2 separate regions of the Mus musculus genome follow, and region 1 is linked to region 2. The links are chromatin loops, found by intact Hi-C in ENCODE. Cell type or tissue: heart. All regions are shown on one strand. Each heading gives the region's core, and the rest is flanking DNA. Links, peaks and the distances in the headings are about the cores only. Region 1 overlaps Tle4 (transducin-like enhancer of split 4). Region 2 has its middle 93 kb from the start of Tle4.

Evidence for each region. A loop is a pair of places that touch in the nucleus more often than their neighbours do. Peaks named below come from ENCODE experiments on the same cell type or tissue, not always from the same donor. Only the 100,000 strongest peaks of a DNase experiment are listed, where the experiment ranks them.
Region 1: a loop joins it to region 2, with 2.2 times the contacts of the local background. A loop is called at or near these places in 4 of 42 quality-filtered maps.

Annotation. Positions count from the first base shown.
Region 1 is chr19:14,441,715-14,458,561 of GRCm38, forward strand. Tle4 (transducin-like enhancer of split 4) reads right to left here. Exons shown (of 20, transcript NM_011600.3): 15 at 13,027-13,276; 16 at 11,865-12,112; 17 at 10,706-10,853; 18 at 10,350-10,500; 19 at 9,929-10,005; 20 at 6,358-8,127. The coding sequence ends at 8,020. Among named protein-coding and RNA genes, the nearest start is that of Gm8630, 14 kb to the left of the region's middle. In heart, for the core only: a CTCF peak has its summit at 8,244; no DNase peak of the experiment used is centred there.
Region 2 is chr19:14,683,025-14,699,871 of GRCm38, forward strand. No RefSeq gene overlaps it. Among named protein-coding and RNA genes, the nearest start is that of Tle4, 93 kb to the left of the region's middle. In heart, for the core only: a CTCF peak has its summit at 9,383 (motif pointing left); no DNase peak of the experiment used is centred there.

The sequences.
Region 1 (16,847 bases), core at 3,656-11,655, 240 kb before region 2:
ATTTTTAGCTTACCATTCCAGAGGGAGAGAGTCCACAAGGCATGCAGCACATGATCGGTGGCCACACACATTAGCTACCCCGTGCATATGATTAGACATGAAGATGTGACCTCTCTTAAAATGTTAGATTGAAAATCAAACTTTTAAAAAAACATCATAGTTGTTTCCTGTGTCATCCCTACCATCCTTGACACACCAACTTTTATTCACATGAGTCAAATAGTTACTAGAACAAATACCCGCTGAAGATGCTGTCGTATCTAACAGCTGGGGAGGAGAAGCTGAATCAGGGAAAGAGGGGACATTTATTACTGGTTGACATTTCAGTCACTGGTTATCGCCACAGGGAAAAGAAGACTAGCCATGGGCCAGCATTCAGTTCTAGATGTGACACCTTCCTAGATTTGGCAGAATTTATTTCAGAAAACATTACCCAGGGACCACCGAGGAACAAGATTTTAGGTGACACTCCTAAAAGATGATGCCTAATTCTCCTCATGGGAGCCGATTTTGCATTTATCTAAACAGCCTACATCTTGTACAGGCCCCGACGTCCTTACAGAAAAGAACCGAGTTGGTTTGGTTCTGGGATAACATGTTAACTAAAACTACAAAGTCGTCACTGCATTGCTGAAGAGTTTCTTTCTTAGTGGCTTTATTTAACACAAGTGAGGAATGCTAAGCCCTGAGGGAGTCTAAACGTGAACCACAGGTTGAAACACCTTTGGGCAACCAGAATAGTGGCTCTCAGGTCTGCAGATAACCATGCCCTTTGCCTTGAAGCCCACCAATCCTTTGAGGGTGGGGCCTCTGTTATCTCAGAAACATTTTAACGTGACTCAAACAAATCTGTGTTAACTGTCATGGTGGCCTCTCTGTGAGCTCGTGATTCAAAGCCCCCCAAAAATCATCAAAGGTACTAGGGTGACCCATCTCTCAAATATGACTATATGAGTATTGGACATGTTTCAGAGTGCAAAAACATCCCCCAAAACAAAAACAAACCAAAACAACAACAAAACAGAACAGAACAAAACACACTATTTATCCATACTAACACAAACTTTTAAAAGAAAGTCTACCACATTTTGAAATTTGGAATGAGAAAAATAACAAAAACGAAACAAAACAAAGAACACACTTTTCTATTAGAAAATTTAAAAGATATTTTTGATGTCATGCATTTTTAAATGTCTTCATCAATAAGGAAGTATATGGCTTTGTCACATATTTTGGTTTTAGTTACATACAGGCCACAAACCTTTCAGAGTGAAGGCAGTGTCTGTGGTAAAACCCAGACCTCATTTAAAAAAGAAAGAGAAAGAAAAAGAAGTATTCTAGCAGTCTTATTGGTCATTGAGGCACACAGACTAAAGCAGGGAGGCTTATAAGTCTTGTTCAGGCAACTGTCTTATTATTTCCTCTTGATCAAGGCACTTGACCTCTGTACATCTGGTACCTCCTCAACCAAATAGTCTAAAATCCCTTCTCTTCAATTCCAAATTAAATACTGAAGGGTCACTGGAAGTTATCCATGACCGGGGACAAAAGTGACCAGCTCCGGAGCTGTACGTTTCTATAGTCAGTGCACACGTCACTTTGCAGAAGCAGTTTGGATGTCCTGTCCAGAACAGCACTGTGCTTGCCTGTAGGATGCTGCTGGCTGGGAGGCCATACAAGATGCTGCATCCTGTCTTCCTCTCATGTAGCCCTGCCTGGCCTCAAAGCTCATGTTAACTGACATGGGATTGGACTTCTGCGCTTCCCACCTTGACCTCTACGTGCTGATTACAGGTGTTGTGCCATCGTGCCTGGATCACATCTCTTCAAAAGACCTAAAGCATTCTGTGCCCCTAAATACTTGTGGGCCTAAAGATTTAAAAGCAGTTTGAGACCCTCTTCCTTCAGGAAGAGGGATTGAAACAGAGACAGAGACAGGAAAGCGGGAAGCAAAGCATCCTCAGGTGGTGGGTGTCGTGGTAACTTAGTGCTTCTCAGTACTGAAAACAGTGACAACACAGGCACAGAGCACAGAATCAGAGACCTCCTTGTTTGATTTTCTGCCAAGGGGGACATTTCTAATGTCTTTTAAAGGAAATTAAAGGCCAGAGACAGTTCAGTACAGTTGGATTTTTTTGTTTTCGGTCCAAGTTTACATTTTGGTTCTTCGAGAAGTAAATGCCAGTTATATGGAAATGTAGAAGCCTGAGGTGAAAGGTACAACACCACACTCACATCTAACACAAGACTTCAAAACATTAAAGAAAACCCCAGAAGCTGAAGCAACCCATTCACCTTATCTCATTTCCCCGGCAGGTCGGTGATTGGGTCATGAACTTCCAAGTTTTACACATCTAATGTGATGTAATATGATACAAATAACAAGGTCCTGCGGACCTCATGTTTTTGAAGATCCTAGGGGTGTGGTGGGGATGTTGCATTCAAACAACAAAAACGTGACGTGCAGTGAGGTAGAAATGGTATGAAGTCCCAAGTAGCCCATGTGGAGTAGGGTTACGAGCTCCCACTTAAAGCTGGGGCTGCACAAAAATCACTATCTGCTGAGCTCAGCAGGGCACTTCGAACTCTTCACACTCCACGTTCAAGTTAAGGTGGCCTGACATGGGATCCCACGCTCTGGGGGCTGCAGCAAAGTCCATTCATTCCTGATCACCTAAGCCCCCACTAACACTCACTGTGGAATTATGCAAATGCTATCAAAGAACATTGCTTACACTACAGGCAGCGAACCAAGGTCCTGTTCCAGCAAGTACCTCAGACTTCCTGCAATCAGAGGAATGTTCTTGTTCTACAAACCATGGTGCCCAGAAATTGTCATGGAGAGAGGAATTGACTATCACTGTGGGAACCATAACTAATTTTCCTGATCCTGCCATAAAAGTGGAAATCAGATTTCATTAACATGACTGCTTAGAGAAAGCATGAAGAACTACTAACATGTGATGGGTATTTAACAATAAGCTTGAACGGCTGATTTCAATGAATCTCCAAAGCTTTGTTTTGGGGGGAGGAGCTGTACTTTAGTCACAGCTGTACCTGGCTTCTCCTTATTAAGCTAAACTCTACCGGGATTGAAGTATTTGCAGTTCTTCAAGTAATGGGAAGTTATAAAGTCTGGGACAATGGTCTGCTTGCAGGACACTAGTTTGGGCATCTCCCATTGTTCCTTGCTTCTTGAGGGCATCTCTTCTGGTCCATTTTCTAGCAGCCTATGATAAGGTAGGTCTGTTTATCACAGGTCTCTCATGACGAATTCCTACTGAGTCCTTCTAGAACTTCAAGGCCTCCCAAGAGGAAAAATAATCAATCCTAGTTCAACTCACAACCAAGAGTTTCCTAGGAGGTACCAGAACATTTAGCCTATGGAGGGGGTCACAGCACAGGAACTATAAAGACAATCTGCGATGGAACAGAGGAGTTTTCAAGTTGTATGACCTGGATGAAATGGAGCACTGCACAATTAGGTGGAAGCACTGTGAATGCCCCTTCCCATTTCTGGTCCAGTTCTGCTGTACACAGGGTGATTCTGGACCAGTTTCGAGTCTGCTAGCCCCTCAAATTCCCACCAGAGTTTTGATAAATAGCATTTCCCTTGTGACCTTTTCCTTTCTATATAAACAGAACTATGACCGCCCCTCTCTCCTTGCTGGGCCTACTGTGAGATCAAACAGGGCCCCTGTGCTCATAGTACTCTAGACTAAGGTCAGTCCTATGGGAATTATCTGCAGGCAACTATGAAAGTCCCAGCTGAGAAGTCTGTAGCTTAGAAGCCCAGCTATCCTGCAAACTTCTAACATGGAGGTTCAAAATTCTACCACCCATTACACCTCTTGTCAAACACCCCATCAAAAGGAAACAGCCACTACAGCTTAACAAGGCAGAGTTCTCTCTGCCCTTAGCTCAATAGTGTTTGAACACTCTCATAAAACCCTTTGTGCTGTATTCAAGCGACTGAAAATAAACCATTTCCATTGCCAATGTATAATGTGTCAGCACCCCAAAGTGAATAAATGGAATTAGCTCAAAAGAAGAGAGACAGCAGTTGCTACTGCTCTATGACAAATGTCCCCAGAACCCGAGCACTGGCAAGATCCAGGTCACCACTGAAACGCTAGATCTCTCTGGAATATAGCTGAATTAGCACCTTTTTTAAAACTGATTTTTGTAATTGCTTATTCAAGGTTGGACAATGAATCTCGGGGCTAAGTTTCTTACTATTACCAGAAATAAATCCACAAATATCCTAGTCCGTTTTCAGTACAGCACCAGGCCATGAAGGTCCACTGAGGCACCCAAAAAACAACCAATCCTCCTGGCTCATGTTCAGGCTGCTCGCCGGGTTGGCATATCTGTCCAGAATGCCATCTTTTGTTCTCGGTTGGCAGGAATTTTGTGATTGTGTGATGTAGTTTGAACCTAGTGTTTAATTCCCAGCACTTCTAAGTGTTGCAGGCACATACAATATTCCAGGTAGACCCCAATGAAGCCATTTTGCTAAGTATCAGCTCAGAGAGGTATGCAGCTTTGAAATCTGGAGGTCTGCCACTTTGCAGCAGAACCGCCTGTCTAGGAAGGTCCAATGGCTGCTTTGACCTGCCTTTTCCTTTTTCTATAGTTTGTTTACTCAACTCTGTTCTCCCATTCTAAATTTTCTCTTGCTTTGGAGAGAGATGCCTCTTCTTTGTTCTTCGGACTCTGCAAGAACTATACAAAGAGCATAATTTATGGTGAAAGCAGCAACTGACTTTCAGTAATTACTTATTTTCCTTCTTTTCAGAGGTATCAGATCATCAGCACTTGCCACACCAGAGGCATAGTCCCAGACCCTTAAAATTACCTTTATAGTTCAATAATTATGGCAAAACTTCTGTGTACATTAAGACAGGCCTCCAACTTATACAGGTATGCCTCTTGATTCTAGACCTTATTCCCCAGCTAGTAGTATTATTTGGGGGAGGCAGTGGAGCTTTTAAGAGGCCTAGCAGTAGTCACTAGAGGTCACTAGGGGTGGGGGTCTCTGGAGGTTTTACTGCCCCTGGTTCCAGTCTGTGAACTGTGCTTCCCAGTCAGCACCATGTGATTAAAGCCTCTGCCTGCAATCACAAATGGAGCCAATACTGTTACCATGCCTTTTCTGCTGGACTGAAATAGCTCTGTAACAGTGAGCAAAAAAGCAACCGAACAATTCGCCTGCCCCTCTGCCCCCCAACCCAACTATCCTCCCTTAAATTGTTTCCACCAGGTGTTCTGTCACAGAGATAAGAAAAATATACTCTTATAAGCCCAGTACTGGGGAATGGATAAGCTCTCAGCATTATCTATCGACAACAACTGCCACAGAGTCAGTTTATAAAGCCAATTCTCTGTGCCTCTCTGGGTAACCCTACCAGACATATAAGTTGTGTTTTCTGATGTGCAAACGTGTTTTTTCCTTCTGACTTTCTATGTTGTCAGAACCATGCCGACGAGTAACTAACAGAAGTTCAAGGCCCTCTCTATATCCATTATTCCTTCCACGCCCAACAAAGAGTGTCTCCCCACCTCGAGTTGATCTCTATGGATAGTCACTTACTATCTTAAGAAATGATCTCTTATTTCTCAGCAGCTTCAGTGGATTTGCATACCATCCTGCAATGCAGCCAGCTTATGGCATCTCACTGGACTTGCTGATTTGGTCTACATGGGTGAATAACGCTGGAATTCACTCACTTAGTACCTAGCTGGGTCTCCTATGGCTGATCACTGCAGATTACCATGACGATCCCAAATCCTGTCCCACAAATTAGGATTCAAGTTCTTCTTTGCCCTAGTCTTAAAAAAAAAAAAAATCTAACCCAGGATGCTTCCAGAAACTTGTGTGTTTTTTTTGAAAAGTCCTCAAACCCCCACACTTGGCAATGGTCCAATCTGTCAAATTCTGAATGCTGTGTTAGCTCCAGAGCATTCACAACAGTGTGGGAAACATTACCAAAATCTGTGAGGTCCAGTACAATAGCTGTTAGCTCCTGTGGAGCTATTGAGCACTTGAAATTTAGTCTGTATTACTGGCAAAAAAAGGTTTCTAATATTAATTAGTTCCAAGAGTTAAGTTTAAGTAGCTTTAAGTGGCTAGTTTACCAGAATGACAGTAAAAATCTAAATGGTTCAAGTTTGAGAGTTTTGGACTGCTTCTAGATGAAAGACTGTCAACAAAATGAGAGGCTCAGTAAATACTTGGCAACCACCTGCCTTCCATAACTTCTTTCATGCTTTCTGGGTTATCTCAAAAGAAAAATTAAAAAAAAAAAAAAAAAAAAAGAAACAGTTCAAAACCCATAGTACTTAACAATCTGACTTGAATATAACTAGTGATTTTAATATAGGGAGTGGCATAGACAAAGCAATTAGCAAAAATAATTAGAAAATAATCATTCTAGAAGTTATTTATGTTTAATGCTTAAAAGTCTGAATGCACAAACAATCTACCATCATAGAAGTACTGGTGGCCAACACAATGCGTTAGAACTATGTACAATGCACAGTTTAGTATCAAAATCTTTCTACACTGTAGAGTTTTATGAAACTGTTAATGACATCAAACACTAAGCACTTAAGACACCATTTTTTTTGCTACCACACAAAGAACGTCAATGACAGTCCATTTCAGCTTGCAGCATCCATCCATTTCTAGTATGAAATTAAGTGATTTTTCTACTTATACAATAAAGTTTATCTACACAGTTCTTGATTTTGATCCATAGCAGCAAAGGCACTGTACATCAGCAGATCCACAGACTTAAAAGATCTTTTTAAAGCATTCAAACAAAAAATAATAATAAAAAAGGAGTCACATGTTATAGTTTTAACAGCAACAACAACAACAACATAAAAGATAACACAATGTTTCTGGCACAATGGCACAGCCTGTGTCCATTTCAGGGACATCCAACTAAGACATGGAAAGAACCAGAGGTAAATAAAGCAAGCCACCATCCCGGGAGAGGCTCTTCTTTGTGGCTTTCAGAGGGTGGGCTCTGCAAACCCTCCTCTGCTGGCCTTTGTGTGGGAAAGACTTGCTTTGCACAGCGGTAGGCAAGCAGTCCTCCTGTACCTACAGCTCCTAAAGAGCATGACACAAAACAGCCTGCCATGTCTCACAGCATCACAACTGCCCAGAGACACACAGCTTCCTCTGCCAGGAAATTTGGCAAAAATATTTAGAAGAAATTAAGTTCTCTCTTTGAGGCCCAATTTAATTTTTGATCTGTCTATAATACAATAAAAAAAGGAATTAAAAAATATTACAAAGATACTTGTCAACAAGTAAAAAATAAAAAAGAAAAACATCTAATTATTTTTGTTGAATGTAATCTAAAGTTATAGACATATTGGTTAAAGTTGCCCAAATAGACTCAAAGGAATAGTACTTGGCCTGTTATATTCTACTTGTTCAAACAGCCAAATTTCCAAATGTTTTTAATATAAGTAGAAAATAAAACAAAACAACCTCATAACAACACAGCAACATATTGCTTCCGTGTGTAATTATACATTTCACATCTCTATACAGTCAATAGTCTACATTTAGTGACATTTAAATCAGTTATTTTAAACCTTCCTTTCCCCTCCCTCACCAAAAGGGAGGGGTGGAGCATCAAATACAATGCACCTTCATTATCAATGCAGGAGCGGACAGCTTTATTTAGTCAGTCATTGTTAGAAAGCCTTCTTTAAACAAAATAAATATATTACAGATATAATACATAATTAAAGATTCCATTCACTGTTAGGTATTCCATGTTCTTCCAAGACGATAGCTGAAGATTTGGTATCACAGGTTCTTAATGAGTATTCACAATTCAATAGCAAGGAGGAAGTGGGGCTATGGGAAGGGATTAAACTCCACAACTGCAATGAGTATTGGAAATCCTTGGTTTTAGAATGGGAGAGGGGTGAACAGAAAAGTACAACAGCGCAAAGTGCTATGAGGAGGAGTCCAGTTTGCACGAAGATTTGTCCTTAATAAATAACTTCATAAACCGTAGCTTTCTTGTCCCCAGAGCCAGTGACAATGTACTTGTCATCCACAGAGATGTCACAGCTAAGCACCGATGAGGATTCTTTGGACTAGGGAAGAAACATATCAAGAATGTCACATAGAGGAACTGAGCAGCAGGACTGGTGGGTGTGGCTGAGCAGATGTACAACCAAAGTGCTCCCCAGAGCACCAAGTACATCTGCAGATAGAGGGCAGCACCAACATTCCTAGACATGGCAGGAGGACATCATCCTTAGCTTAGGCTAAGGATTCCTGTCCTGAGGCATCAAAGAGAGGTAACTCAATGGTCAGCGGGCTCTGCAATGAGGCAAATCCTAGTTCTTTAAACTCTATTCCTGGGGCTGGAGAGAGAACTCACTGGATAAGAGCACTGAATGCTCTTCTAGAGAACATGGGTTCAAACCCAAGAGCCCACATGGCAGTTTATAACTGTTTGTTTGTTTGTTTTTAAACTCCAGTTTGGGGGAGGGGTTTCCTTCTGCTTTCCTCAAGTACCAGGTATACAACCTGGTCAACAGACAAGCATACAGACAATAAAATAAAAGAACAAACAAACAAACAACCCCCCTTTCTTCACTAGAGAGTACAGAGCAAGTAGGACATTCAAGATCCAAGACCTCAGCTGCCACAGACAGGGAGCCTGGCTCTCGGCGGTACCACAGAGCGGCAAGCACTGCACAGGCCTAACAACTAAAGGCAGACATGAGCCACAATGTCCACTGCTACTAGCACAGAACACGAGAACAGGAAAGAGGAGTTCAATAGTTGGAAACAGAAACACACTCCACTGAAGAGAGGTGAAGGGTGATGAAGGGATGAGGGAAGACCACACACAGACAAGGCTTAAAATAGGACCCTCAAGAATACTGGGAGCATCAGAAGTCACACGTGTAAGACAAGTACCTAATATACTGCATGTCAAACTTTTTTTATTGCAATTGCTAATAATTAAAATACCTAAGACAGTATATACATCGATATAATACTTGTATTTAATAAAAATAAAGTCTAATCTTTTTCTTTCAGTTTGTATACCTAAAAGGTCAAGTATTAAAATTTAAGCTTCAGCCAGGCATGGTAATGCATGCCTTTAATATCAGCATTCAAAGGCAGTGGCAAGTGGATCTCTGTGAGTTACAGGCCATCCAGGGCTACATAGTGAAACCTTGTGTCATATAAAACAAGAAAGGGGAGAAGGCAGGTATGAGTGTCATGACAGTAACATCAGCTACTCTGTCATGCCATGCCACCAACCTTGTATTGTGCTCTGTTTTGGATTCAGACAATTAATCCACTCTATTATGACTTGTCATTAATGGACCTGAAAGTTTTTGTGTGTGTGTGTCTGTGTTTGTGCTATGCTTAAATCTGGTAGGTTTTTTTTCCCCCAAATAATTTCCAAAACTACACAAAATTCTATTGTGCTACTAAGACGTTTATAAAATGAATGCAGTTTGAAATTTTCCGGAACACGCTTAGAAAAAAGAAGTGGTAACAGAAAGTGAGTCAAAGAATTTGAAAAGAGCCAATACTACTCATGAACACAAAATGTTCAAGATTGAAAACAGAAAATGTATACATAAACACGAAAATGCCACAGAAGACCTAAAACCCCTAATTAGAGGATTGAGTCATGGGTAATTCAGGCTTTGATATTGAGATCAGAAATCTCAGCAGATGGCCCTCCCTTGTGCAACTAATCCCCCTCCCAGACAGGGTCTTGTTCTGCCTGGCAGAAATGGTGTCAGGTGCCCCAACGTAATTTCAAAGCACTTAAGCAGGGGCACTACTCATAGGATGCACGAAGAGGCCATGGCTACAGCTCTGCAGGCTCACAGGACACGCGCTGCTCAGCAAGCAAGGCATTACCTGGAATATGCTGGCCCCATAAGGCGTCCTCCAAGCATTCAGAAGGTTGTCCTTTCCAGTGCTTACAAACCATTTGCCTACAGGAAGAAGGCTTTGTGTTACTTTGTCATGTGATTCATAGACTGCTGAATTGATATAGAAATTCATTCCATTTATAACAAATAAGAGTATCTTTTCACTTCAAAAGTAAAGCCCACCGACCTTCTGAATTTTATGAGTCACTGATTGTTGTGGTAAGGAATAAAGTGGACTAAGACTAAGAATTTACATAGCTTGTTAGGAAAGCATGCATGGTTAAGTAAACTATATAGTTGTCAAGAGAGACACATTGCCAAAATAGAAGACTCGGTTTGGAATGAGTCAAAAGAAGAACCAAGCAATCATTCAGTTTACAGAAACTGGAAAAGGGGGGTTTGCTTACCACAGTGGGCAAACTTGAGTGACAGCACACAGCTCTCATGAAGATGCAACTGGTATTTGTCTGGTTTGGTGACATGCAATACTTCCACATTGCTATTCTCCATCCCCACTGCAAGCCACTCTCCAGTTGGGCAATAGCCCAATGAAAAGATCTGGAAGAATAACAAATGATGGTAGCTACAGAGGACAAGGTCTTATCTTATTAACCAGGAGGTATACTCTTTAAATATAGAGGAAATCAACAAAACTCAAAATGTACAGAAAGAACCAAGTCTAAGCGATGATCTCTAAGAGATCCACATTCAAAGCCAGCACATTTTCTTTTAATAGGTCACATTACCCACACACAGGCCACACCTGAGAGGTGAAGTCATGTTGCTGCAGCTGCCGCCCTTCACGCAGGTCCCAGGACCTCACAGTGTTGTCCAAACCACCTGTCCAGAGCTTGGTGCCATCATTAGAAATGTCAATACAGCTGGCTCCATCTGTGTGCCCCTGGAATTGCCTGGAAACGTAAAATGAAGGGAAAGCCCTTGAAAAGCTAGTTCTTACTTGAATTCTACTGAGAACTCTTTTCTGATCAAGTTCAGTGCCGAGTTTATCTACAGATCTCATTTGGTATCTGTCGCCTGTGCAGGGGGAAGGCCATTCGCCAAGAAATACCTCATGTAAGCACACTCTGCGGGACACTGCCCAGGGACACTTCTGGCAAAATGTACATGAGGCATGAAGTAAAATGTTCAAAGTGGGTCCTCATCTCATAGTCGAGGATGACCTTGATTATCTGATTCTTACCCTAAAGCCACAAGAACAAGTATTTTGCTTTTGAAATTGCAGCCCTTCAAAATAAGAGTGCAAACGACTCTCCTCTTCCATTCACACCCCTTGCCTCACAGTTAAATTTCCCAATCTTCTCAGACCCTTTTCTGAATCCTACTGTTCGTTCTCATTTCTATAACCCTGCCGTCCACTTGTCCTTAAATATGAGAACACAGACAATTTAGGCCAAGTGAGCGCAAGCAACAAACTACCAGGACTGGGTCCTTGGCAAGAGTCCTACAACCACTGCTGAAGTGTGCCCCATGCGTCACCTAAATTATAATCCTATAACCATGTACTATGGCTTCTCACTGATGAGCTAGGGGTGATGATGAGTGTTAGCAGGCACTGATAAGAAATTACCTCTAATGAGCCCACAAGATCCTGACAACATTCATTATGTAAAAATGACCTTCAATTCTAAAACTCAGGAATACTCTGTGTATGTGTGTGCATGTATAAAATGAAACAGAAATAAAAGATAGTGTGGAAGAAAGATTTCACATATAAAATCTGTTGTTATCTCTAACGTGTATCTAATTCATAACATTTTTAGAAAGTAGTTACATTCCATCCAGACAGACGGAGACAAACACACAAACATACGACACATAGTAAGACATCCACACAGAGCGTCCAGCATCACGTGGTAAATTAGCTCTCCCTCTCAATACAGAAGTAAATTCAGCTGACCTACCTCACCAGAGTCTGGTTGTGCAGATCCCACACTGCGATGTTACCGTCGCTGCAGCATGAGAAGCAGACCTTGGAGTCGGGGCTGATGGCCAGAGCATAGCAGGCAGGGGCTGAGGATGTCAGCTCTGCCTTGATGCGTGGAGTTGGAGCTGCCAGGTCCCAGATGGACAGTGTGCTGGCTTCCCCTCCAACAATTAAGGTGCGACCATCAGGGAGCAATCTGCAGGAACGGATGTAGTTATCCCTGTTCTGTGGAGACAAAAGCCATCATGAGATTACTCATGAGGAAAAGGAAACAGCATTAACATGAGAGCAGAAATCCATAAAAGTATTGTGTTCCCTTCTGGTTTAATGAGCCATTTATACTTATGACAATGATAAAGTAGATTAATGCTATAAAATTACATGAAATTAAGGAAGTATTTAAACTTGATCTACAAAATTCAGTACCAAGATATTTAATCTTAATTAGCACCCAAATGCAAAGATCTAGTCTCATTCCCACCACCAAATTAAACAAGTGTGGATGTAATCTGCACACGCAGATCCATATGGTCTGTGTACACACTACTGCAGTTCTCTAAGCTCTGAAGCCCTGTCATACTTTGCTGAGGATCGAGGGTCTCGGTATTAAAGCCATATCAGTTAAAAGTCACTTGGCAGTTGGCTCTTTCGGCCTAGCATTGTTATGTCTGACTGACAGGCATATGAGTTCCATGAAGTACCAACAAACAGGCAGCAAGACAGGAAAAGAAACTGTCTCCCCTGTTCATGAGTTGGTGGAAATCTTAGGTATACTCATGTTAGATTACGTGATGTACCAAAACATGCTTCTGATATAAGGGAAGAAAAGTAAGCTTCAATTTCCTGTGCAAACAAAGGACAAAAGGTGACAATAGTTAAGGGGCTTGGTAGCCACACAAATAACTAGACTTCAGAAAGTTCTCAGGTATGAGTGTTATGTTCCATACCAATGTAAGGAACTCCTAGTATTCTTGAACCAAGTGACTTACCTTTGACCTTGGGGACAGGGTAAATGCAGATTGTACAGGTGCATATAACACACATAAACAACTGGATTACTCTGAGAGAAAAACACCCACTTATTCTCTTAGGACTGCTGATTTTCACAATCGGGGTCTTTATCATCCCTGCTCACTTACCAGACAGTCCAGCTGAGAGACTGGGCTCTTGTTGCCAGGGTGGCTGATGTCCCAGACCTTAACACAGCCCTTGCCACCTGTGTACACGTGCCTTGTGGGGTTGCTGATGGTCACTGCACACACCACCTCCCCATGGTTGAGGGTGTTGATCTGTCGAGCGTGTCGGGGGATCCCTGGTCCAATGAGGGCATCAGGGGGGAAAGGGACAGGCTGCATCTGGCCATCGGCACTGACGTGAAAGGAGTATGCTCTAGGGTACATAAAGGAAAAACAGCAGAACAATGTAGAAAGCATTAGCTTTTGCTTGTTTTCTTTTACATCAGGGTCTTATGTATGCATGGTTAGCCTCAATCTCACTATAGAGTGGAGAGTGGTCCTGGATAGCTAACCTGTCTCTACTTCCCATGTGCTGTGATTAGAGGTATGCACTTAACCATGTCTGGTTCAAGCAGTGATGAATATCAAACATAGGTTCCATGCATACTAGAAACACACTATCCACTAAACTACCTTCCTTGGAAATATTATTAAACTATCCAATATAAGAAGAGAGAAAATCCTTTCTTTCAGTGCCACTTGAGATGTGCATAAACAAAGAAACAAAAATAGAAAAATCAAATGAATCTGGTACAACACAATAACATTACCTTTCAAGACATGGTGCTAGGTCTATAACCAAATACCCATTGGTTGTTTAATAGTTGCTATGTATCATCAGTAGTTACTGAGCCTCTCTGAATGTAATTCTAACTTCAAAAAGAAAGGATGAGTGTATAGTTTGCAGAGAACTAAGTAGGATAGCTAATGACATATAATATATATACTACATATAACATATGTGTGTATGTATGTATGTATATATATATATATATATATATATATATATATATATATATATGTATGTGTATATATATGTGTGTGTGTATATATGACCTATTTTTTTTCACTCTAAACCTTCATTGGTATTTTTCTGTGGTTCCATGGGCTGTAACAGATTTTACCTATACAGCTGGACTCAGTCCAATCAAATGAGTTATTAATAGAGATCAGTAAGCTAAAATTATGAAGCTCTGAAGAGTTCAGGTTCTTTAGGTAAAAACACTAAAAGGGCAGATGTATAAGAAAATAGTTTTAATACATTGATCAGACTCGAAAATCACAAATTCTAAAAGATACAAAAGTAATGGGGACTTGAAAAGTGTCCTGTCCTGTCAGAAAGTCTCAAGGTCCGTCTTGCTGCGTACAGCACTTCCATTTCCAGTTGACAGCCTTAGAAACCTTCTGGTGTAAAAATATTAAACTGGACCTGAAGTTTTCATCACAGATTCTACTTTTAGTAGACAACTATTAATGTTAGCAAGGACATAGTGAGGCTTCTGGGATGTAGACCAACTTTAGGGGAAAACAGATCACAATAGCAGGTAGGAAGGAGCTAAGCTTACCTTGGTAGCTCTTAGTGATCACAGCCCTTTTTGAGAAATATGTACCATACCAAGAGAAAGCTTTTGTGGGTATATGACAAATAGGAGCTTGGACTAAACCGGCACAGATCAGAATCAAAGCTGAGATAGTGTGGTGGTTTGGATGAGAAATGCCACCCCGGGTTGTCAGGTACTTGAATTTTCTGTTCACCAGCAGTGGTGCTAATTAGGAGTTTTAGATGGTGCATCCTCGCTGAAAGAAGCATGAAGGGCTTTGACATTAAAATCCTCCTGCCACTGCAGCTTTCTCTCTGCTTTTTGCATGCATTTGAAGACATGTGTTGTTAGCTACCTGCTCCAGTCACTACACCAGTGCCTTGCTGCTTCCCTGCCATGACAGACTCTTAGTTCTTTAAAATCTTAAGCCGAAATAAACATCATCTTCCACAACTTACTTTTAGTCATGGTATTTTATCAAAGTAACAGAAAAGTAACTGAAATTGATACTTTAGTTTTTTATTGCAAAAGTCTAAGCTGGTCATGTTTACAAAAAGCAGCCCAGCACTGAGGGGATGCCACAGCTGCTAAGGAAAGGGTGGAGAAGCTGGGAAGTGAATAGACAGTATTCTCTGAGTCAAATAAGGAGGACCTGGAGCCACACCTATGTGTGGCCTCAGTAAAGGGAACATATGAGATCTGGTAGAAATGCTGGGAGTAGGGTTTGTAATTGACAGGACCTGGCTTGTAAAGCCAGGTAAGACTACACTGGCTAGGACACTTGGATTGTGGACTCATCTGGGGTGATGAGAGCTTTTAATATAAGTAACTGAAATTGAGTAAGGCAGATTTTCACTAGAGATGATGCTGGGAACAGAAAAAGCCTTCAGGGGCTTCACTAATAGTAGACACTAGTTACACTCTAAGCCTTGTGTCAGACCTTTAAGGGAAACTCCCTCAAGGTATAAAATGGGGGGAGGGGGACCTCAAATAGCAGACAGAGGTCTGAAAGAAGCATGGTTTTTACAGAAGCCAGAAATCTAACTCATAAAGCTGCCATGGAAAGCACTCAAGAAATACCATTGGACTGGTGGCTTGCAGGCTGTGAGGAAATGCAAGGGTACTTTCCTGGGGGGCTGCAGAGGAAAGGGTCACATCAGGGAAGCCACGTTGAGAGAAGGCTAACTGATGTAGCAATCAAGGGGTCACAAGGGGTCTTACAGGAAGGGAAGGAAGGTTAAGTCCAAGCTCAGGTACTGTTATACTTTTTTTACCTCTTGGTTTTTCAAGACAGAATTTAATCCTGAGTTCTAGGGTTGAAAGTGCATACAACTACTGCCCTGCAATTAGACATTTTCTCCACAAACTCAAATTCTTTCTTAATAAAGGGACAATGATCCACAAAGATTCCAAATTGATAACACCTCAAGGCAAAGGCAGCCTGGGCCCCAAGCCCCCACTTACTGCCCCAAGTCTTCTCTTTTTGCACTCCTCTACTCCCAGGTTTCCAGCTATGGCCAGCATGTGGGCAAGTGTACAACCTCTTCCACCAAGTGGACCTTTCAGCCTACCACCTGAAACTGCTGCTGGGGCAGCACTGCCACACCCTGTCATCCTCCAACATCCCCCACACTAATACTAGCACTATTGACTGGTGGATGGGTGCTCCACACTGCTGAGTGAGGCTCCCCAGGGAAGGCAGAAGGTTGATTTTTCAAGTTGGGAATAGCTGCTAAACCATACCAATGTGGCAAGACGTCTGTCTACCAGAGCCTGCTGAGGGGTTCCCAGCAACAATCAGGGCCACACTCCCTTCCCTGATGCCTAAGGGCTCCAGCCCAACAGGGCAAGAGTTAAGGCCCTTCTCCAAGGTGGAACATTGTAGACTGGACCCAATTGTGGTAGGCAGCTGCCCAGAGATGTCTGGGATTATGGGAGGGAACAGCCTCAGAGTGGCCCATCCACTAGCTGCAGTGTGTATCCTGGCATCTTGTTGTCATACCCTGGTCCTTAAACAGCCTTCTTTGTGTCAGCATGTGTGGAGATGGTCCCCTTGAATGTCTTCCTTGTCCTCTCTGATTTCTTCCTGTTTGCCTCCAGGCAAGATGATGCAAAACAGCCCAGAGCTGGTCCTGGAGAGTAGACCCTTGTCCCCCTCCCCAACAGAAACAGTTTCCTGGTGACCAGTATTCCTTATTCCTGTGGTCACCTGGCAGGATGGGTCACACCAGAGCCCGGACTGGGCTAAATGTGTGTATCCTACCCACCTGGTGACTGATGTTTGCCTGGCTACTGTCCATTTGTCCTCTACCTACCTCATGTCCTCTCTGGACACTCAAAGAGTCTTCCAGAATAGCCTTGAGGACCTAGTGCTACACTGACTCCTTGAGCAAGCTGTTGTCA
Region 2 (16,847 bases), core at 4,923-12,922:
GAATATGACACAAATACTGGTAGAATCATTAGTCATACATAGACATGTAGACACATAGATACAGACAGATGGACACACACACACACACACAGGTGCATGCACACATATCCCCAGTGACTTTATATGCCAGGTTTTTTTTAAGTGTCCTCACAAAGAATGGTCCAGGTACCTGAAACAGCCAGGTACAATTTTATCTGGCTGGTAGCTTCTGTTTCCCAGCTACCGAATCACATATTCCCTGAATCCCACATCAGTAATATAGTCTTTGGTTGAAAAATTGCTGTCAGTTTCCCGCAGACACTGAAGGCCAATCTGCATGGCAAAGGAAAAAAAAAAATAGCACAGTGAGTCCAGGGCCCAGGGCTGGGCACCTTGGGCGGGTGTGGCTTGCATGTGTATGAAATTGCCACTGCTTCTTGTCCTGATTGTAGAGCCTTCGTATTGCAGGTTCTGAAGACAAAGTAAAAGCATGGGGGGAGAAGTGTCAGCAAGAGCTGGGAACTCGAAGAAGAGTTGAAAAATAGTGAGAAATTTGACAATTTGTACATTGTAGTTATCAGGAAGTTTTAATGAGAATATTCTCCCAGGAAGAACTTTTCAATATGTCCTGGGGTAGAAGTGAGTAGCTGGGACAAACCATCCTCCAGTGGAGCTGGACATTCCTGGGGTTAGATCTGTCAACTCCATCACATGCGGTTTTGGTGACTCCTTGGGAAAGTTTGCAGTTAGATGTACTAAGTTGTTGCTTATCCACTAGTGGGCACACAGACCAAACACTAGTTAATGCCATTTAGAGTTGTTTGTGAGTGTAAGTGACACAGCATGCCATTCTGTGATGATACGCCACAAAGCTACAGTGACTTCATAGCACAGATACCACAGTATTTAGAAGTGCTGAGTTTGAATACTTAGTACCTTTTACAAAGTGTAACTTAACCTGGCTGTGGTGGCCTTCAATCCCAGCACTCTAGAGGCAGAGGCAGGCGGATCTCTGAGTTCGAGACCAGCCTGGTCTATATAGTGAGTTCCCAGAGAGTCTTGGCTGCATAGAGAAACCCTGTCTCAAAAACAAAACAAAACAAAACAAAACAAAACAAAACAAAACAAAACAAAGGAAAAAAGTATAACTTCATTAAAAATTTACATATGTTGGTTTTTAAGTGATAGAATTTTTAATAGCTATCTGGTAAGAGCCCTGAAAACTAACAGCTGCATTCCAGGAACCCAGATCAAGCTCCAGTGTGCTTCAGTTCTAGATGGATACAAACATTCATTTTTCTCTTTTCTTCTCTCGCTTCCTTTGCCGCCCCCTTCCCCAGAAATCTTGAGTTAGCAGGGGCATCATTATTGGCTGCTCAGGAACAAGACTTGCTAGGCCTGACTCACATATGTTAATACTTACTCAATTAGCTTCTTCAGTTTAAAAACAACAATCCCCAACCTCCCCCAGGCTGTTGTCTAAACCCCAAGGTCTGCTGAACCCAAGCCTACCCAGATGCCAACAACCAATGGTTTATGACGGGATTAGGAAGGAGAGTGAAGAAAGGTTTCTTGTCAGTTATGAGTGTGAAGACCACACACACTGAAGAAAGTATTCTATACAAATCAAAGGACCCCCTTCAGTCTGGCGTGGCAATAAGTGGTCAATGTTTCCTCTACTCTACTGCCCCAAGGTAGGGTTTCCGATTTGCCTCTTTGTATTCAAAAGCTCATCAATGAAATATTTGATCAAATGCTAGTAACTGTGGAGTTCCTGGAAGCAGCAGTTTTCAAAGTCTTTACAGTACCATGTCACCCAGGCTGTTGAAGAAATCCAGCTCTGGTGATAATATGTGTACTCATTCTCTGTAAATGATTAAGTTCAAAGCCACGCAGTGAATCATAGTAGCAAGGCTAGACTTGCTTTGATTAACTATACTGGTATAATGGAACTCAACAAAGCAATCACTGAGACATTTAACTCCAAATGTAAATCTTCTTCAACTCTGGGAAAAAAAAAAAAAAAAGGAAGAAAGAAAGCATGTTATGCAAGGAGAGGCGGCATATAATACAGCTGTATTCGCATAATGAGAGTGGAAGCCGTTGTAAGAAAAAGAGAATGTTGAAAAGTTGTTATGCTGTGTTTGGCAAGAATGAGTCATTTTAAAAGTGTCAATCATGATAATCCAACATATTTTTAATCTAAAGGTCAACAGAAGCAGCTTCCAAGGTGGTGCAATGTGCAAAAGCAAGTGGTTATAAGGTGATTTCAAGTGTTAATACTGTAGCACAGTATATCTAGGAAAATTAATCTCAGCTCTAAATTGAAGAGCATGGATTGATCAAGGTGGAAGAATTTTTTATTAAAAATGTACCGAAATAGCTGGTGACACTGTCTTTTCAAGCACAGAGCTCTGTGACAGTTTTATAATTCAGACATGGCTTTCTGTATAGGCGGTGTCCTCTACAACACAACAGTTATTCAGGGAAGGGTCGAAGGACTTGCCTGCTCGTACCAGTGCCCACAAAATGAAAACTCGTCCTTTGCAATGGCCCATGAGTCATTTGTGAACGCAAGAATAATATATACCAGTAGAACATAAACTAGGAGAACATGGTATTCTGCTGAGAATCAACCAGTCCCTGAGGCCCTGGCTAGAGTGCTTTGCTTTATATCCTCACACACCTTTATGGTTTTCCTTGAACAACTTTCAAATGTTCCACAAACATGGGTGGGTCATACTGTGCACTTAAGTAAGAGAAATAGCCCACAAAGAGTGACAGTAGTAAAATTATGTTCTATCTGTAACATTTATAGGAACATGTGGCCTTCCTCACATGGAAAGCCACCATGACTCAGGTGGTGTTGGACTTTCATCTCAGGAGCTTGCTACGTACACAGCAAACATATGATAAGTTTTATAAGGCTATAGAAACAGTTCTAGAAAAAACATTCTGTAAGAGGTCTTTAACATAAAAATCACTGGACACATTCAACTTCATCTTCAAGCTCCACCCAAAGGTACTAGATTGCTTAATTCACTATATGTTACTGTCGGGGAAACTTGGTTCCAGCCATTGCTGTAGATCCCAGCAAGAATCTCCCTAACAGTTCTCAAGCACTGGCTATAAATAGCAATGATATATTCTGGTATTCTTTGTAAATCTAATCAATAATTTGTTTTTTTCCCTCATGAATTAAAGTCACTTTTACATTTAAAAATCCTGTGTGTGTGTGTGTGCAGGTATGCACACATGTATCACTCATTCTTGTGATCTCTAATACAGTCCATATAATTTGTCAGTTGAACATTTAATGAAGGTTTAATTGTGTTTTTAGAAAGCTCTGGGTGGTTTAAAGAAAAAACTGAAACCCAAAATCCAATAATAAATAAGTGACTAAAAACAAACAACAGTAAGGTGAAGGAGCTACTGTGTCACACTGTCACATCCTGTCCTTTTCCAGGATGTATTTCTATGGAGAAAATATATACAGAGAGTGTGTCACAGGAGAGAGGCACATGAACTCTGGTATTTGTCACTACTCTTTTTTTCTCCTTAAAAAATTTAAAATATGTTGTTTAGATTCAAAGCATGAACTATACAGCCACTACTCTAAGTAGCTAAATGTGTGTATGGCATAATTTACCTACTAATATTCTGCATAGTAGTATACACATAGATCCTGTTAGATTTAATGTTTTGTCTCAACACAGAGCAAATGTGGGTCTATGAAAAATCAGAGAATAAAAAGAAAAACAATTATATAATTTCACCTTATAGAGAAATGAATACTATGAGAATTTTGCTATATTTTCCTGGTGTTTTAAATAGGTACACATGGTCATGCATTATAAATAAGTTTAGAATACTATTGTGTGGGGTGTCCATAAAAATAAGTGCAAAAGATTATATCTCTTTCAGTATTACTACTGTTACTAGATGGGCTGACAGTTCTAAGATGTGTTAATACTGTCTTGCATTTGATTTTTCTTCCAGTTTGAATATGTCATGCATGGCATTATACACAGACCTTCTAGACCTTTTCGGATGCCCTGTGTTTGAAAATCATATATATCTTGACAGCTTTTGTCTCACCATAGCAAGTTCCAAGCTTGGCATGATTGTGTCATTCTTAAATAGGTAATGGCCACAAATGCAGAAATATTCATACTTGCTTTGCCAGAAAAGACACATTTCACAAATGTCCTAGATTGTTTTTTTTCCAAAAGGCTGATTCACAAGCTCCCTGAAGATTTCTCAGTTTCAGGCTCAGTGATCACAATATAGAAACATACTTGGCAAATATCCAAGATCTTAAGACATCTAAAAGAAGCATATTTTCTTAACTTGCTCATCTCTTGCAGACACCATCAGTAGTGGAATTGGACTCGGTCAGAGGATGGGGAGGGAAAAAGTAATGAAAAACATGGACCTTATCTTTAACTATTCATCACATAGTCAAAACAGGGACAAGGAAAAGAACAGGGAAAGCAGCCATTAATATAATTCTTTGATAAGTAGGAGCCCAGGTAAATTGACAGGTGGCATATCTACATTGTTTTTTGTTTGTTTGTTTTGTTTTGTTTTGTTTGCCTTTTTCGAGACAGGGTTTCTCTGTATAGCCTTGGCTGTCCTGGAACTCACTCTGTAGACCAGGCTGGCCTTGAACTCAGAAATCCACCTGCCTCTGCCTCCCAAGTGCTGGGATTAAAGGCATGCACGACTACCACCCAGTGCATATCTACATTGTTACAGCAGTGAAGTTATTGAGATTAAACAACAATCTAGGATAAGAACACTCAACATCACTTTCTTAGCAAGCCTTTACTTTCAAAGAGGTCTACTGAATCTCCATGAACATTGAGCAGAGCAATTACTGATCTAAAACAGGCTCTTGAGAGCCTTAGCTCTACTATAGTTTCTCTTTCCTAGATACTTGTCTTTCAGAACAAGGTTGCTTCTCTCTGGGTAGCTTCAATTGGACTCTTGACAGTTTATGTAATATTCCTATTTGATATTTGTTGGGCAGTGGGCGTAGGGGAATAAAGGGAGTGGGAGAAAACCCACATTCTGCCAGAGTTCCGGTGCTCTGCTGCACGCACCCCGGGTGGGTTTGGCAGTGGGAAGCCACAGAATCCCAGCTGGGAGGTGGGAGTGGGGTGTGTGTGGACAAGGGGCAGTCCTAGGTTACAGATTCTCAGTCTAGGGTATCCCAGACATTGCTGGTCACTGTGGAAGAGCTGAGAACAAAATGGGGGCCCAAGGGCCAAAGGGAAGAGATGGCAGGGAGAGAGGGGGCGCTGGGTGGTTCCCACACAGGCAAGAGTCCTTGGTCTGGTCTGTGGTTGGAGCCCAAGAAGGCCTTCTGGTGGGAGGTTAGGCATGGCTCGTTAGGGGAAAGCCTATCCCATTGTTCAATCACAGAGGGCCTTGATGAGCAGAGACAGTCTGGTTTTAGAGCTTTATTGTAGAAAGGCAGAGAGAAAGAGAAGGTAGAAAGAGGGAGAGAGGCCAGCCATGCCACATGGAGAGAAGGGGGAAGGGAGAGAGAGAGAAGGAGGGTTAGAGATGAGAGTAAGAAAGGTAAGAGCTTAAAGAGAGAGAGGAGGGGCCAAGCAGCCCCTTTATAGTGGGCTCTGCTATCTTGGGGTTCCCAGGTAGCTGTGGGGAGGAGCACACCTGGCTATAGTCAGGTAACTGTGGTGGTGGGGTCTAGCCAGAATACCAGAAGCTTGGGGCATTGTCTTATAGTCACAGGATTACGGAGTTGGGGGCTCTGGTGTCAGGCACCTGTCTCTGGGAACATGGCTCACTGTTCCATCCCTTGTAGAGTTTTCTACTGGGTCGCCGAATCAAGCCTCATTCAACCAAAATAGGCTGCTTTTCACGGCCCCACAGATATTGGGGGAAATTGTATTTTGAAATGGACTCAATGTTAAATATTATTTTTATTGTCTTTGGAATAAATGTTACAAGGCAGTCTCATCATTGATGGGGGTGGTGCTTTGATTTACATGGACTCGTTCCTATCTATTATTTTAGTGTCAAAGACCTAACACAACGAGAGAAGTGTCTTTTGTAAATTCTAATGATATGAAACATGAATAAGGCAGAGACTTGACCTAGGTCCCGCTATTGTGCAAAAAAAGCAAATTTTAGAACTAAAATTTGTGCATTTAAAATTTCTGCTTTGTTTTCAAATGATTTGGTAATTTATGTGCCTTGATAGGTAAAATAATTATCTTCCACCTTATCTCATGAACATGCATGTCTCTGGAAAATAGGGAGATGGATTCATCATGTAAAATGGAAGAATATGATGGATGTGGTAATATATCCTGAATTATTAACTCTTGGGATGTGGAAGAAGGATCTGAAATTTAAGGTTACCCTTGGCTACATAGTGAGTTTGAGGTTACTCAGGACTTTATGAAACTCATTCTGGACTGTATGAGACTCTCCAGACAAACACAGAAAGATCAGCTCAGCCAAAATTTTGTCTTCTACCCTAGTGAATTGAGAAGGTGGTGAAAGGACAAGTTAAAATGGTTTCCAGTCCTCCTACCTTTAGGGAATGTGTGTATGAGTTGAGTAGATTGGTTTTCATATTGAATAGAAGGAAGATACTGAATTTAAAAAAAGTCCTCTATCATACATTAAGAGGATAAACGGACCCTTAGAGAGGAAAGAAAAAAAAACGGAGAAAGGAAGAACATTCTGGAAGAATAACTAATGATCACAAAGAACGTGAGTCAAATCTAAGATGGCAGCTTACCTACTGGATTTGACTGTGTTTTTTTCCCGTTTTTTGTTTTTTTTAAAGATTTATTTATTTGTTATATTTAAGTACACTGTAGCTGTCTTCAGACACTCCAGAAGAGGGTGTCAGATCTTGTTGCATATGGTTTGTGAGCCACCATGTGGTTGCTGGGATTTGAACTCAGGAACTTTGGAAGAGCAGTCAGTGCTCTTAACCGCTGAGCCATCTCATCAGTCCCCCTGGACTGGTTTAAATAGGAGTATACTATAACTAATTTTTCCTCCCTTTGACATACATGAAGATCATAGCACTATGTGGGAACAAAGGAGTTGCCTCTCCTATGTATATCTCTATTTTTTTTTTAGATTTATTTATTTATTATATGTAAGTACACTGTAGCTGTCTTCAGACACACCAGAAGAGGGCGTCAGATCTTGTTACAGATGGTTGTGAGCCACCATGTGGTTGCTGGGACTTGAACACTGGACCTTTGGAAGAGCAGTCGGGTACTCTTACCCACTGAGTCATCTCACCAGCCCTGTATATCTCTATTTTAACTCACAACTTCTGTGCATTTTTTTTTTTTCAGCAATGTAGGGAAGAACTTTTCATCATCTTCCATAACGTTTGTCTCCTTTTGTTCTTGATTTCTCAGTACCTACAATGTCTTCCAAACTTCCTCCTTTTCTGCCCTTCTATTCTTCCTTTTACCAGTGAAACCTTCCCACTACACTAGTTTCTTGTGACATTCCATACTTTTCCTCTTGTCTTCAACAGAGATAACCCTCTTACCCAGATTCTCTTTTAGTTTTTTTTTTTTTTTTTTTTTTTTTTAAGACAAGGTTTCTCTGTATAACCCTGGCTGTCCTGGAACTCACTCTGTAGACCAGGCTGGCCTTGAACTCAGAAATCTACCTGCCTCTGCCTCGCGAGTGCTGGGATTAAAGATGTGTGCCCCCATGCCTGGCATTATTATTTTTTGGGGGGGGGGGGATTCTAGGTACATACAACCAAGCCTAGCTTTATTTTTTTACTTATTTTTATTTTATTATTATTATTAATTATTTGGTTTTTTGAGACAGGATTTCTCTGTGTAGCTCTGGCTGTCCTCAGTCTGTAGACCAGGCTGGCCTCGAACTCAGAAATCTGCCTGCCTCTGCCTCCTAAGTGCTGGGATTAAAGGCATGCGCCACCACTGCTCGGCTTATTTTTTTACTCTTTTAGGTTTTAAACTCCACCTAAGGTAGAATTTATCAGTTAGCTTTAGAGATATTAGAAATGTTTCATATGCAGGCTAGAGAATGACAGCAGGGACAAATGACATGAGAGCCCCTTCCTATCAGCAGAAGCCATCCATGGAGCAGGTTCTCAGGAAACATGGTAATGAACCAGTGATGATCGTGTAGGCTGTTTGGTAGATTAAATGGATTTTGCTTCTGATAGTTTATATTTGTTGGTAGAAAAGTTTCTCTACACAATTTGGTAGCTGGGGAGGCACCGAGTAATAGGTTTCATCCCAAAGAACTTATGAATAATCCAATGACTCAGACATGCAATGTCCCCCCTACCCAGAACACATGTCCTATGTTCAAAGATATGAAAAGGATGCTATACAGTCCTGTAAATTTAAAAAAAAAAAAAAGTCCTTATTACAGAAATCACCCAGATTCATTTTCAGCTACTTAATTCTCTAAAGATGAAAAACACATTCTTGGCTTTCTTGGTAATTGCCTGAAGTACTGAAGAGGTAGTAATAAAAAATCAAAAGTCACTCAGGAGGGTTTTATACATGTATTACCTTCTTTAGGACATGACTATCCTGTGGAGCAAATCCAGTTATCCTCATGTCACAGATAACTAAACGGGATAGAAGAAGCTAAGTAAATGAAGATAACACAGAGAATAAAAGGAAGAAATGGTAGTCATGGGTATCCTGATGTCCAGAACAATTTTCTGTCCTATCAATGGTGGTTCCTGAGACTAGGTGTGAATCTGTGCTCTTCAGCCTTTGAATAAAAGTTCCCCACTGACTTACTGGTATATGCCTGAAAAAAAAAATCACCTCTCTGGGTTGTAAAACCATGTAAGTACATCAAATAAAAATGAGTTGGTGCAAGTGTGCTTTGCTTTGAAGGACAAATTCACAACTCTCCTTCTTATTGTGGTGACAGAATTCATCTTCCAGCATTTTTTAGTTTTGATGACCTACAAGAATGTATTGCATAACAGAAGTAAATAATTAATAGTAAGTATTATTCCCAAGGACCATAAATACGGGCTGGTGAAACCTTGCATAGCAAAGCATTTGTTCTTTAGGATGACAAGGAGGTGAGTGTTCACTCCAGTTTCTGCCCCTTGAGATGGAAAAGCTGCCTGTTGGTATTTTATGTAGGGTTACACAAGTAAGGACTGAAATTTCTCCATCAGTAGACCATGTGGGTCATGGAACTTGCTGAAAATTATGTTCTGAAGGTGGCCTTTCAAACCAGAACTTAACAACAACTGGTGCCAGGTTTCCCTTTTTATATATTTAAAAAGTTTAGATGGAAATATGATTCAGTAAGAGGCTACAATGAGTCAGCAAGGACTCCCAAAGGAGGCCATGAACCCTGTAGAGAGTCTAACAGAGACCTCTGCTGGCTGACTTTTGGGCTTCTTGACTGGTAGTTACCAACACAGCCTTGCCATCTCTAACATGCTTATAAGTATAGTTATGGATCACTTAAGGGTGGAATACAAGTTGCAAAGTGCATCTACTGATGGTTTCATCATCATGTGAACTTCACAGACTAAGTTGTCTGTGATGCCATTAGGTTGTATAAAGTGATGTAAATACATAGTGTTGTTGACCAAGACGTCATTACACGGCATGTGAGCTTAAATATAAATAATAATAATTCTTATGTTTGTCATACAGAATTATTTATTGCTCTTTGGTGTATCAAAGGTATGTTCATGTTTATGTTAAAAATTTTCCTTCTGCATGTGATCAAATTATGCTAATCAAGTTTCAGTTTTGTTCAAGCATTGATACAGGAGCTCACATTATAATGTAGAGCAGTGGTTTTCCACCTGGGGGTCTTGACTCCTTTGGGGTTCACATATCAAATATCCTGTGCATCATATATTTATATTACTATTCATAACAGTACAGAAATTACAATTATGAAATAGCAACAAAATAATTTTATGGATGGGGCTCACCACAACCTGAAGATCTGTATTAAAGGGTCACAGCATTAGGAAGCTTGGAAACCACTGGTATAGAGCATGATGGGCAATTGGACATCTTATTAGCAGATTAGATTATTGAAGTATATAAATTCTGGCACCTAAATCTTGTAACACTTCATCAACAGTTCAATAAAACCTGAAGCACCTGAAAATAATGTATTTTTATGTTGAACATTAGATATATAGAGTACTCTTTAACTCACCACGTGTTCTGTGTCTGTGTTTTTTTAGCCTCTATTGAAATCAGGCACTCACCCATATGGATCAACATGAAGGACCTCCCAGTTTTTCCTAGGAGAAATTGTCAATTGCAGGGCTAAATATAGATCAACCAACCCAATGTCTAAATCATCACAGCCAATGCAAAGCCCATTTGTATAATTATGCTGTCCGCCAACCTGTGAACACAGTCATTTTCAGGTAAATAAATTACTGCTATAATTATATGTTCTTGAGGTCACCTCCTATAAGAGATGGTCAGCACTTAGATTAACTATTCCACAGTGCCCTCAGCCACTGAATGCCAGGTAATGCTGTCAAAGACACATTTAATTAGTTCAGCTCTTCATTTAATTACAGAGTTAGCTTAGAGATGAAGAAGAAAGTAAAACATTCTCAGACCGGGTTCTAGGAGGGAAGGTCTTTCATCTTCAGCCACAGTCTTCCTTTCCATTTTAGTTTTGGCCAAGAAAGAACATTCCTCATACTTTAGTGGATTAATAATCTACCTGAAGATAGGCGGAGCTTTGCCTGTGTATAATTCCACACCGAAGGAAACAACTCTGCATTCTCTAGAGACACATTTTTGGCACTGGTAGATCAATGCTTCTCAAACTATATTTTTTTTATAGTTTGTTTATACTCATGTAGATACAATGACAATTTATTAATTTGTGGATTGATAAAATTTTATATTAGTTCAAAATATGGCATTATTGGGGCTGGATTTTGAAAGATTCCAACCTCTCTTCACACACTATGTAAATAATCCTAGTAGTACCCAACAATAAGTAAATAATATGTGTTTTAACAATATTGTTCTGCCGGGCAGTGGTGGCACACGTCTTTAATCCCAGCACTTGGGAGGCAGAGGCAGGCGGACTTCTGAGTTCGAGGCCAGCCTGGTCTACAAAGTGAGTTCCAGGACAGTCAGGGCTGTACAGAGAAACCCTGTCTCGAAAAACCAAAAACCAAACCAAACCAAACCAAACCAAACCAAACCAAACCCCAATATTGTTCTTTGATTTTAGTATTTCTGTTGTAGATGACTTATTAGTCACAGTTTGCGTCTGGTTCCCTGCATCAGCCAGACTATCTGGCCCTGGGTTATAAGTACTTATGTATGTGTCAACTTAGGCTGAAACTTTTGAAAGCTGATACACAGTTTTCTGCCTTTCTTGTGTCCTGGTAATCCCATGAGCTGAGCTGGTAGAAGCCTTAGGTGGAAGGAGCATTGTTTGCTGAGTCACTGGTGGGGAAGAGCTGCTCTGAGGATGACTCTACATCTAAAAAGAAGGCATGGAGAGCTCGACATTTGTTTATCATAGCACAATCTAGGCATGCTAGCAAATATAGTCTGCTTGTATGGTAATAAACGGATCTGTAATCTGTAACACTAAGTAGCCACCTAAATGGTGGTAATTTGGACCTAATATGTATGAATATTAATTCTTTTAAACAAGAAAATTAGGGTATTTCACACACTTCCTTCAATATAAGGCACTCATTCATTAATTTTTAATGAGAAACATTCATTATTATGAATTCTCTGACAAGACTTTGATTTTTTTCTTTTGGTAAATGATGACCATAATTAAGCTCCTCATAATGAATACAGCAATTTTTAAACAATACAATTTATAAGATGCTTCTCCTCCCGGAGGTTTACTTTTGTTAAGAAAAAGAAATAGAGAATCTGGGACTACATTTCCACATCTGGGTTTATAGTTATGGCTTCATTTACCTTGGCTTTCCACTTATTCATCCGTTCCTTTGATACAAACCCTTTCTGCTCAACACAGGGTTAGTTGGCTTTAAAAAGAAAATTTAACATAGAGCATAGGATACAGGGACACTAGTAATAGAACTTTTTTTCCCTTAAAGGCTTCCTGTTGTTGCCATCTTTGGCTTCAGTTCCTTTGGTAGCTCAAAACTGTATCATTCACTTTTACAGCACACAAATGAATTCATACATATAAACCAGCAATTAATTGAGATAGTCAATCTATTTTTCAGGAGCATTTGATATCAGGGAAAACGGACAAAATTAGACCTATGACACAGCTATATGCTCCACTAGGAGGGTCTCGATGGGTTGTCAGTGGCCCCAGATAGAAGTAGATAGAGGTTACAACAATCCTGTCTGTGGAAGTTTTTTCAGTATCGTGACAAAGTACATGGCAGGGTGAAAGACTTGCATTAGTTTATGCCTTCAAAGTCTTCAGCCTCAGACCTTGCCTCCTTTGATTCTGATCTGTGGTACAACACACGTCAAGAACACATGACAGCGACTAGCTACCTCATGCTACCTTTGCTTCTGCTTTTCATTCATCCACCCTCCCCATCAACCCACATCCTTGCTGCACCCAGGGACGAGGTAGAACATCCAAAGCGTACCCCGTGACTCGCTTCCTGCACTGACTCCGCCTCTCAAAAGTCTTAGAACTGCATAGGATAGTATCATTAGGTGGGAGCCAAACATTCAACACGTGAGCCTATGATAGGCATATCTTATTCAAACCACGGCATTTGCCTACACAAAAATCACTTCTCTGTAGTCTATTTTCAGGTTGTTATGCATCATCTGTAGTGCACAGACAAATAGAAAAAGACAGACCTCAAAGTAAAGAGGCCAATACTGGATTCTCCTGATATCAGCCCACTGTCCTCTTTGGTTCTCTTAAGACAACAGGCCAGATGTCAAATTGCACACTGAGTCTCAGGACAAAAGTCTTCTACAACTCACTGTTTCATTAGGAAATCTTTGGTTCTCTGCACAAACTTCGGCCAGTTGAGTCCTTTCAGTGTTCTGCAATTTAAGATCACTGTCCTTCTTCATCCCATCCTAACCCAAACACTTTTAAAATATTATTCTTATTTTTACATATATGAATGTTTTGCCTGGATGAATGGTTATGCATGACATGAGGGCGTGGTGCCTACAGAGGCCAGAAGAGGAGCACAACTGGTCCCCTGGAACTGGAGTTACTGATCATTATAAGCCTCGTTGTCAGTGCTGGGAATCAAACCCAGGTCCCATGGAAGACCAGCCAGCTTATTCAGTCACCTCGCCAGGGCCCCTGACTTGAAATCTTAAGGGTTTGAGCAGGCTGCATTTCAAGGCATTTCTTTGGAACTTGCGCTCATTCATTCTTCAGCATAATCTATTGTTTATCTCATGGACGAACTATTTCAGAAGTCTCCCACTTTATCTCTCAAACCCCAGCCAGTGCCTTTCCTTTTGGTGTGCTGTCTTTTTGGATAGATGATGTGGAAGGCAATTTCTTTTCTGCGTTGTTCTTGTGGGCATCCTGCAGTAGAATTTGGTGAGATTGCATCAAATTCTTTTGGTGAATATAGTAAAAATTTTTTAACTGAAAAATTTTGTAAGACTATTATTTTATTTGTTTGTTTATTTATTTGTTTGTTTATTTGAGACAAGGTCTCACTGTAGCTACAGCTGTCCTGGAATTCATCATGTAGACCAGGTTGGTTTTGAACTCCTAGAGCTCTTCCTGCTTCTGCCTCCAAAGTTCTGGATTAAAGATGTACACCATCATGCCTAGTTAAGATTGTGATTTTTATAATCTATGTTCAGTGTTATTTATACAAGAAAAAAATAAGGCCCTGATCTCTCCTGTAAAATAAATTGACCATGAATATATTTTGAGTAGAATTATTTTTTCTTTGAATTGACTGCTTAGTTAAAAACAACCAAATTAATTCATAAAGCAGAGTACTCACATTTTATAAAAATATTTTTGAGTTTACCAATGGATGTAAGAAAAGGAATATAAATAGGATGCTGGGAATTAGGAATCAGAGAACATTTTATATCCAATTCACTTGTGCCATGTTCTTTCCCCATTGTTGAGGCTGCCTTCTGCCAGGAAGATGCAAGAACATTGATAAAGAATGGTGTACTTACAGAGTGCAGTCTTAAGTCACCATTAAACAAGCTGAAGTTGTTTGTTGTTTAATACAGAACCCATATTTCTTTTTTAAAAGAAAGGAAAACACTTAATTGGGACTGGCTTACAGTTTCAGAGGTTCAGTCCATTATTATCATGGTGAGAAGTTTGGCAGTGTCCAGGCAGACATGGTGCTGGAAGAGGATCTGAGAGTTCTGCATCTTGATCTGGAGGCAGCCAGGAGGAGGAGGCTCTCTTCCTCCCTTGAGCATAGGAGACCTCAAATCCTGCCTTCACAGTGACATACTTCCTACAGCAAGGCCTCACCCATTCCAACAAGGCCATACCTCTTAATAGTGCCATTTTTTACAAGCCAAGCATTCAAACACATGAGTCTATGAGGGGTCAAAATATTCAAACACACTTACCAACTCATGAAACACTCCAAAACCCACATCTATAAAAGGACTTTTCTGTGAAAATGACCTCAGAGAAAGCTATGGTTCCAAAGAGTGAGAGTTTAGGTCACATGAACCTCACTGTTCATTGTTCTAAAATGAACAGCTACCCTAATTTTCTTGGAATGAGTGGCTTGGACTATTGGCCTGTCAGTGTCACAGTGAGGTAATACTGCATAGTTTAGAGCTGCATTGCTCTTCAGAGGTTCATGAGTTGATGGTTTCATTCCCAGAGAGCAGTGCCACTGGAAGGACTGGAAATGCTGAGGTGAGGCTCGCTAAGCAGAAGTGGGCCACTGAGGGAGTGGGCCATTGCGAATGTGCACAGGAAAACCATAATTAGACCAAATAGACCAAAAAGAGACCCCCAGCAACTCTACTCCCTCTGCTTCCTGGATGCTATGCATGAGCAGCCTGCCTGTGCCTTGCATATCCACGGTGATGCTGTCTTTTGTGGGCCCCTAAATAATCTGGTCAAACAGTGATGGGTGAAAACTTATGAAATCGAGAACCCAGATGAACATTTTTTTTTTTTTTCCTTTGCGGTGTTTCTCGGGGAGTTTGTCACAGCAACGGAGACCTACCAGAACTCCTAGCTAAGACAAAGCAGTGAGCAGAACAGACTTTAGGTTGAATTGGCATCTGGAAAGCTCTGGTATCTCTTTGTATAGTAGAGTTGTATTAAATAATTACTTACATTTGGTCAATAAAAGTGCTGTTAATTTTTTTTTTTTTTTTTTTCTGAGACAGGGTTTCTCTCTGTAGCCCTGGTTGTCCTGGAATTCACTCTGTAGACCAGGCTGGCCTCGAACTCAGAAATTCGTCTGCTTCTGCCTCCTGAGTGCTGGGATTAAAGGTGTGCGCCACCACACCTGGCTAAATTCTTGACAATTGAAAATTTCAAAAGGAAAAGGAACAATAAAAGAATTGGGCACCAAGACAGACAGCTCATCAGTAGGAAGTGGATCCAGCTTACAACAAGACCACAGAGATGTTTTCATTGCACGGAACTGTGGGAGACACCATTCCTTACCAGTGTTCTGCATCTTTCTGGAAGAGGGCGATTCAGCAATGGGGGAAGAACAAGACATAAGTGAATTGGATTAACTGAGAAGTAGGAAAAACCCTTCTCAAGACCCTGATAGGAAGAGAATGATCATATGTGGCATCTAAAGCAGGTCTTGCTGAGGCATTCAAACAAGCAAACAAACAACATCAAATTAAACAATTAACAAGCAAACAATGATTAGATAATTTCTCCTGAAATTTCTTTAGCAGCTATGTGCTGCTGGGTATCTGGTAGCAGGAAATTGCTGGCAAGGTTCTGAGTGGTGAGGATGCTGTATCATTTGTTTTAAGTTGTTATCAACAATTTTAGAATGTCTGTCTATGAAACCAAACTAAAACCAATTAAGGAAAAGGCCAATCTTGGAAAAAATTATGAAACCTGAGATAAAATGATATGCGTGAAAATCAGAATGTGAAAAGAGATTTTTTTTTAATTTCAAAAACATAACAAAATTATTTTTAGTACTATGGTAATGCTATTACTGAAATCCTTACACAAATTTTGGACTAATTGTAGTAGTCAATATTAGATTTTTGTTACTAATGTGTACCTTGTAAAGGATAAACATTTTTGCCTGCTAATTTTATGTTTCCATGACTAAACAAATGAGAAAATTAATTAAAGGTGGGAGGACTAGTTTTGGATCACAGTTCTGGAGATTTCAAGTTGATAATCAAAGTGAACCATTTGTGTTAAGGATGATGTCTTCGTTAGGCTTTCATTGCTATAAAGAGACACCATGACCAAAGCAACTCTTATTAAGGAAAACATTTAATTGGGGCTGGTTTACAGTTTCAGAGATTCAGTCCATTATCATCACAGAGGGAAGCATGGCAGTTTGCAGGCAGATATGGTGGTGGAGGAATTTTACATCTTGATCCATGGTGACAGAAGGGGACTAGACTCCATTGATGAGGAGAGCATGAATACATATATATGAAACTTCCAACAAGGCCAAACCTCATAATAGTGCCATTCCCCATGGGGCAAGTATTCAAACCCATGAGTCTATGGGCACAAGCCTATTTAAACAAGCACAGAAGCATTATTTAAAACCTTTGGCAGAAGCACTTTACAACTGTAAGTTTTGTTGAGATTAGTTTTTGCCCTGCTCTAAGCTACTTTATATTGCATAGATGGGTTACAGGCTGTGAGTTAATCTGAAAGACTGTTTCACAAGCAGCTTTGACTCCATTGTGAAGGCAAACATAAAA